Regions from separate parts of the Homo sapiens genome. Here region 1 is linked to region 2. A link is an interaction called in ENCODE POLR2A ChIA-PET data of the cell type or tissue named here. Cell type or tissue: Panc1. All regions are shown on one strand.

What was found. ChIA-PET counts read pairs that join two places held together with the same protein. Peaks named below come from ENCODE experiments on the same cell type or tissue, not always from the same donor. Only the 100,000 strongest peaks of a DNase experiment are listed, where the experiment ranks them.
Region 1: POLR2A ChIA-PET joins it to region 2 with 5 read pairs; 2 of 35 experiments call an interaction of 5 or more read pairs at or near these places.

The regions. Positions count from the first base shown.
Region 1 is chr1:234,421,446-234,425,445 of GRCh38, forward strand. The region is part of intron 20 of TARBP1 (tRNA guanosine 2 -O-methyltransferase TARBP1); the gene reads right to left. Among named protein-coding and RNA genes, the nearest start is that of COA6-AS1, 50 kb to the left of the region's middle. In Panc1, no CTCF peak of the experiment used is centred here; no DNase peak of the experiment used is centred here.
Region 2 is chr1:234,749,207-234,753,206 of GRCh38, forward strand. LOC107985364 (a long non-coding RNA gene) reads left to right here and starts at 2,737. Exons shown (of 3, transcript XR_001738532.2): 1 at 2,737-2,802. In Panc1, no CTCF peak of the experiment used is centred here; no DNase peak of the experiment used is centred here; H3K27ac peaks cover 3,986 bases.

The DNA of each region.
Region 1 (4,000 bases), 330 kb before region 2:
GAAAAGAGATTGAGATACTGGACATATATTGCCACATACTACCATGTACCTCACAGGCACTTCTCACCTTGTGCCCCCGTGTCATATTCACATTTGGAATACTGGTATCTACAATCTGATGCAAACACCACTAAGAAGCCACCCCAGTACATGGACAGTGCAAGGCATCTCTACGCATGACGTGTCTCTCGACACAAGAAAATGGCAGCACTGAGCCTTTCCTAGTAACAGATAGCTCTCTCTGGCTTTTCATGGCTTGTGCCGCCTAAATTCAGCCAGCTGCAAGGTTTGCTTTTATCACCATAACTATTAGTGCTTTGGCCATAAAGCAAGATGGCACTGAAGAGTATGTCAACATTCTCAAATGTCTTAAAGGTGAAAAGTCATTCACCACCTCCAAAACCATTTTCACATAGTGTAGATGATCCTCATCTACTTCATAACTTCTCTGACCTTTCTTCTTCCATAATCTCGTTCTCTGCATTTTAGTGTATATAAAGTTTCATGACAATAGCTAAATTAATATAGATTTTAATGACTCCAGTGATGTTTAAAATCTCATAATCTCTATATAATTTCTGTTAAGAATTTTCTTCTGATATAGGTGTGTTTAGGTTTCACATACTGCTCAACCTCAATGCAATTAAAAATGGAATCAGTAGGGTGGATCATTCACGCATTCAGAAGAAGCATCTTCATGTCAAGAAAGCTGCCCTTAGGACCTCACCAAGTCACCACCCTCAACTGGAAGTTGAGAATTCTAAAATTCCCTTTCAGCTCAAAATCTTCTTCTGTCTTTCTACTTGTTCCACTCAGTGTGCTCCTTTACTCAGAATATCTTTTCTCTACTAGTCTGTTTAACTCATGGCCAGGTACTACTGAAGAAAATAAAAATCACCAGCCACAACTGACTTCATTAAAAATATGTATTCCACACAATGGAGTACTATTTGGCCATAAAAAAGAATGAGATCCTGTCATCTGCAACAACATGGATGGAACTGGAGGTCATTATGTTCAGTGAAATAAGCCAGGCACAAAAAGACAAACTTCTCATGTTTTCACTTATTTGTGGGAGCTAAAAAATAAAACAATTGAACTCATGGAGATAGAAAATAGAATGATGGTTGCCACAGAGGCTGGGAGGGGTAGTGGTGGTAGGGGGAGGGTGTGGGGATGGCTAATGAGTATAAAAATATACTTAGAATGAATAAGATCTAGTATTTCATAGTATAACAAGGTGGCTACAGTCTACAGTAAGTTATTGTACATTTTAAAATAACTAACAGTATAACTGGATTGTTTGTAACATAAAGCATAAATGCTTGAGGTGACAGATATCTCATTTACCTGATGTAATTATTACACATTGTATGCCTATATCAAAATATCTCATACACCCCATAAATATATACACCTACTATAGACCCACAAAAATTAAACATTTAAAAATATGTATTCCAGCTGTATCTGGGCCTTCATTATTGCTAGACCAATAGTTCTTAAACTGTATCAGCTCCAGAATCACAAGGGCTCATTAAAACAGAGTGCTGGGCACCACCCCCAGAGCTTCTGATTCTGTAGACTGGGGGCAGGGCCTAGGAATATGCATTTCTAACAAGTTCCCAGGGATGCTGACGCTGCTGATCCAGAGACCACACTTTAAGAATTACTGCTCTAGACAAGCATTTTGCTTTTTCTAGTCCGTTTTCCAAAGCAGCTGCACTGTTCTGTATTCCCATTAGTGATGCAGGAGGGCTCCAATTTTGCTACAACCTCACCAATGCTCATTATTTTTAGTTTGTTTTCTTGATAGCCATCCCAGTGGGTACAACTGGCTAGTATTTTGCCTATGTGATTATTGCTGGCCTCTCCCTGTCACTTTTCCCTCTCTACTGCACCACTTCCTTCAACATACAAACATGCTCCAATTATCTCCCATCTTTAAAAAGCCCCTTCTTTAACTCCAGGTTCCCCTCCAGGAACGACCCCTGTTATTCCCCCTTTTCTAGGGCAAACTCCTAAGAGACTCTATACTCACTGTCTCCACTCGCTAAACTCCCATTTTCTTCTGAACTGTTTCTACTTAGATTCTCATCCCACCATGAAACGCCTTTGTCGAGGTGACCAAGACAGCTGAATCCAACAGCCGGCCTGCAACCTCCTCGTCCTCCACGCAGCACTACCTTTCCTCGCTTGGTCTCCAGACAGCATCCTCTCCAGGTGTCCTCCTTAATTCATCCAGAGCTCAGCCCAAATGTCACCTGATTAGACCCTCCTGACCCCTCTCTCTTTTTTCTGAATTTTTTTTTTTTTTTTTTTTAGAGACGTAGTCTCACTCACTGTGTTGCCCAGGCTGGTTTCTAACTACTGACCTCAAGCAATCCTCCTGCCTTGGCCTCCCAAAGTGCTAGGATTACAGGCGTGAGCCACCATGTCTAGCCCTGACCCCTTATCTAAATAGCTAAATATATATTATAACATGTATTTTTGTTCTGATAGAATACCCATACCCAGCTCCTATCACTTTAAACTCTACTCATCTTTTAGAAAACCAATAACATACTATTTCCTCTGGGACATCTTCCTTGACTCCAACACTACAGAGAGGGAATTGTTGCATAAAAAATATTTCCAAGGTTTTATATAATAAAGCTGACCTGCTACCTTCAGAAAATAAAAGTATGATGAATACTCCTGTTTTAACAGAGGGACTTCCATGAGTTCTGTAGTCATTCATACATCCACACCAAGGTCAGAAAGCAGACCAGGCACTCCGCTGACCTCGGCTTTAAATGACAGGTAACTGTATCTGTCATTTAAACATTACATGGGGAACAGAGCACCATGCTCAACTCTACCCCTTCCTATCTAACTTGTCTCCAGATTTATTAAACCTGTTCTTCAGACACTAGAGTGTTCATTTAGAAATGATTTAGCAGGCTCAAAAACAACCTAACTGGATTGTTTTTATCTGAATAAATAACGAATTTTCATCAGTCTTAGACAAACATCACACACCCAGATCTAGAAATAACAATATATTACAATGGAAGCAAATCCTGGGGTAATCTTTCACGGGCTCTCAAATCACAGCAATCAATTCCTAACATTTGATGCCATTTTCTCAGTTTTTACTTTTTCATTCCATTTCTTACAGAAAGCAATATATGAATATAGTACTCTAAACATAACTGGGGCCAAGCACAGTAGCTCACACCTCTAATCCCAGCACTTTGGGAGGCCAAGGCAAGAGGATCACTTGAGGCCAGGAGTTCGAGACCATTCTGACCAACATGGTGAAACCCTGTCTCTGCTAAAAATACAAAAATTAGGCCAGGCACAGTGGCTCATGCCTGTAATCCCAGCACTCTGGGAGGCCAAGGAGGGTGGATTACCTGAGGTCGGGAGTTCGAGACCAGCCTGACCAACATGGAGAAACCCCGTCTCTACTAAAAATACAAAATTAGCCGGGCATGGTGGCGCATGTCTGTAGTCCCAGCTACTCGGGAGGCTGAGGCAGGAGAATCACTTGAATCCAGGAGGCAGAGGTTGCAATGAGCCAAGATCGCACCTTCGCACTCCAGCCTGGACAACAAGAGCGAAACTCCGTCTCAAAAAAAAAAAAAATTCGCTGGGCATAGTGGTGGATGCCTGTAATCCCAGCTACTCGGGTGGCTGAGGCAGGAGAATCACTTAAACCTGGGAGGCGGAGGTTGCAGTGAGCCGAGATCCCAGATCATGCCATCGCACTCCAGCCTGGGCGACAGAGCAAGACTCTGTCTCAGAAGAAGAAAAAACAAACAAACAAAAAACACAACCGGGTTTGACTGGCACTGGAAAATACAGAGTGAAGTACAGATGGTACACGAAAAACATTACCATTATTGTTCTCTAAAACCAAACTTGAGTTGGACAATTACTAACCAAGATTTTTTTTCTTTTTTTTCTTTTTGTAGAGACAAGGTCTCACTATGTTGCCCCAGCTGGTCGCAAACTC
Region 2 (4,000 bases):
TCATCAAACTGCACACTTCAATTCTGTGCATCTTATTGTATGTAAATTTTATTCCAATTGAGTTGATTAAAAATGAGTAGAGAGGCCAGGCTCAGTGGCTCATGCCTGTAATCTCAGCACTTTGGGAGGTGGAGGTGGACAGATCACCGGAGGTCAGGAGTTCGAGACCAGCCTGGCCAACATGGTGAAACCCTGTCTCCACTAAAAATACAAAAATTAGCTGGGCATGGTAGCACATGTCTATAATCCCAGCTACTTGGGAGGCTGAGGCAGGAGAATCGCTTGAACCCCGGAGGCAGAGGTGGCAGTGAGCCAAGATCATGACACTGCACTCTACCCTGGGTGACAGAGTGACTTCATCTAAAAATAAAAGGAGTAGAGAATTAAGTCGTACATTAAAATGTAAATAACAGTTCAAAACAACCATGATGGAAGAGATATTGCAATTCACGGTTAAAGCAAATTGAGTTATACAGAAAATGGTGTTGAGAGTCACAAGGAGAGACTCATTCCTTTGGACCCTGGAGGTCTTTAAAGGAGGAAAGTGAAGACCTTAAGGATCACAGAGGGAAGGAAGAGTGTCTGCCAGGTGGGTCATCTTATGTTCCCCCTTTTCTTTTCCTTTTTTTTCCCCCTTTTTCTTTTAGAGACAGGGTCTTGCTTTGTCACCCAGGCTGGAGTGCAATGGCTGGATCATAGCTCACTGCAGCCTCAACCTCCTGGGGTCAAGCCATCCTCCCATCTCAGGTTCCACAGCAGCTGGGAGTACAGGTACATGCCACCACACCTGGATAATTTTAAAAATTTTTTTTGTAGAGACAGGGTCTCGCTATGTTGCCCTGGCTGATCTCCAGCTCCTGGCTTCAAGGGATTCTCCTGCCTTAGCCTCCCAAAGCACTGGAATGACAGGTGTGACCCACTGCACCCAGCCCTCATGCTCCTTTTGAATTTACCACAGAACCCCAGAAAGCTCATGACAATAATTTAATAAGTAAGTGATCTCATAAGAACGCATTCTTCCGCTCTCTGTTCAGGAAGTGTAGATATAAGCCAATCCAAGCCCATGTCCACACACACAGGCTTGTGGGCCCTTCATGTCTCTGCTCCTTTCTCCAAGCTGCTCTTTCTGCCTGGATTTCCCTGCTTCATCCTTCCAGGCCTGGAGACATCTCGCTGTTTCCTCAAGACACAGCTCCTTCTCCTTGGAGTCTTTAGGGACCCACCCTTCCAATCTCTTCAAGCAAGGCTGTCTCTCCCTAGGTCAGGTTCTCAAAGTGACAAATCCATTCTGCTCCCCTGATACTCCCCTATTGCACCGAGGTTAGCAGCCTCCAACCCAACTGTGAGCAACCCCTGACTAGGTGTTTGCCAAGCAACCAGTTACTTTTCTAATTAAACAACAACAAAAAAATGTGTTCATCAGGCCACACCACATATTCAGGGCCAGCGAAGGGCCAGTCTAGTTCATTTTCATCTCGACCCCTTTCTACTTGGTGGGACTCTCCACGGTTGCAGGCGGCTGGATCTTGTGCTCTGCTGGCCTAGTGGCCTGCAGGAGAACTCTCTAGAAGGTTCCTCTGAGTGTCTCTTACCATGAACCTACAGGGCTGCAAATAACAGTCTTCAGGCACTTCTGCAAGTAGCAGAAAGCCCCTCCACACAACACACCCTTCTGCCCATTAGCGCCAGGCTTCCTTGTGGCAGGAGACCAGAAAAGGGGCAACTGCTTCCAGAATTGTAGTAGATCTAACAGGAGAAGAATCCAAATGATCGCCTGGTCCCACAGATAGGGAAACTGGGTTTAAAAGGATGAAACTATAGTCTTACTAGGAGGACCTTTAAAAAATGAACAGAGAAGCAAAAGCAAACCTTTTTGTCCTCCTCTAAACACAGGGGGTGGTGAGAAAAAAAATAAATCAATCAAAGTCACCTGGAACAGAACCCATCAGTAAGGAAAGACAGGCTATTTTCAGGTTCTAAAAGGATACTAGTAACAGTCGGGGGTGGGGGGAAATCCACATAAAAACTGTGCTTGACAGAGGCCTTTTGAAAGCAGATAAAGGTGTGTTTTGCTGCCTTGTGGCCTTGAGCCTTTTCACTCTGCTTAGTCCAGCTGGGCTTGGAGATTGAGGTCTGGGAGTGTGATTGTCTATTTGTTCCAACTGATACTGGAGTTGTTTGCTTTGAACAATGTGACTTTGTTTCTTTGTCAGACACGGCCAGCAGCATAGCTGTTGCTTAGGAAAGGAACAAACACATTAGGAGCTTGCTAAAAGTCAAACAATGTTTTGTATATTGCAGAGTATTAGCGAAAGTACTGTGATACTGGCCAAGGCAGCTTAGTGTGGCTCTAAGGACCATAAAATTCAAGCATTGTGGTGGCAGGGAGTGATTTCCTCTCCAATGCCATCCTGAAGCATATGCACTGGGCTCTGAGCTATTTCCAAGAAGATGCTGAGAGCAGTGGATCTGGAGCCAGGAATGACAGCCTTATATTATTTAAAAATCATTGCAATTTGCTCCTCCCAGAAGAGAGGATCCATTAGCTGCATTCTGAAAGGCAAGAAGACTCCCAAGCTAAAAGCCCTGGCTGGTGTGAGGCACAACTATAATAAGGGCACCTACTGTGTGCCAGGCGCTGGACTAGCGCTGTAAGTACTGCCTGTGCATTACCCCAGTAACCTCAGTGCGTGGAAAGAGGGGTGTCTTAGAGCCAGCTCACAAGAGCCGATTATGTCTATCTCTTCCCAGCTCCACATCCAGTGACATCATGGCAACAGCTTGAAATTGGCCATGGTGGAGGTACGTACACCACGGAAATTGGCAAGTGCTATGAAATCAGAGGTTTCTTTTCGTTGATTGGTTGGTTTCATTATTCGAGAGCTATTGTTCAATGTTTACCAGCACAACCACTGGATAGGTAGTACTCTTATCCCCAGTTCACAGATGAGAAGTTGAGGTTTTAAGTAACTAATCCAAGGGGTCATGCAGATTTCAAATTCATGTCTTCCTGAAACTAGACTCCAGGGAAGAGCCCAGTGCAGGCTGAGAGCTGTTGAGGGCTGTCTGGAGGGAGCAGGAGGTGGGGTAGGGCAGGAAGCCATTGGGATCCCCAGTAATCCAGACCCAGTGGAACCTGCTTTGAAGCACCCTTCAGAATTGAGAGACTGTGCACAGGGGCCCCAGGAGAATTGGATGTGGCCTGGCTCCAGCAGCCGCCCTCACTACAGTGGAGGGTCCCAGGACCTTCCGCTACCCTGGGGCCACCCTTCCTCATGTATGGGTTTTTCTTTCCTCTTTGGGACAACTAACTGATATTCCGTTTTAAGAACACATAATACTCTGGCCATTCCTGGGGTCAACAACCTCTCAGAGGTGATCAGGGTAAGGTTTTGTGTGTCAGGAATAATTCTTCAGTGTGCTAATACTCTGGTCTGCAACCTTCAAACCCAGTCTTCGTGACTGACTGGAGCAAGGCTGGGGCAAACAGTATGTCAGGAAACTGCACCGTAGATATTCCGATGTCAGCACAGAGAGGATTCTGAGACCCAGACGATGTGGATATGACTTCTGAGTCACCCATGTGAACCTGTGATATGGAGGGGAGGTGGGAAGTAGGGAACGGAGTGATGGAGAAATGGTGGAGGCTGGAAATCTATGTATTATGAGGGAGGAATGGGGATGAAATTATGCACTGGAATTCTTTACCTCTGATGATCAGGTAGGAAAGAGGGGGCAGCTACTCCTTCTCCACCTCCTCTATCGCCTGCATCTTCTTTCTTCGGCTGCAGACACGATCCCTGATTTCCCTTCTGTCTTGGTCAACAGCCTAAAGATAGATAGTGGCTGCTGGGACTGATGGCGAGTTTCAGTTACTTTTCTGCCATGGAGACCTCAAATCATCTCAGTCCACAGCGCATGTGCATCATATTTGCTTTCAACCCCAAACCGAGCTCTGGAAAACCCAGGTTTGAGCCACAGAGAGCAATCGCTACCTTTT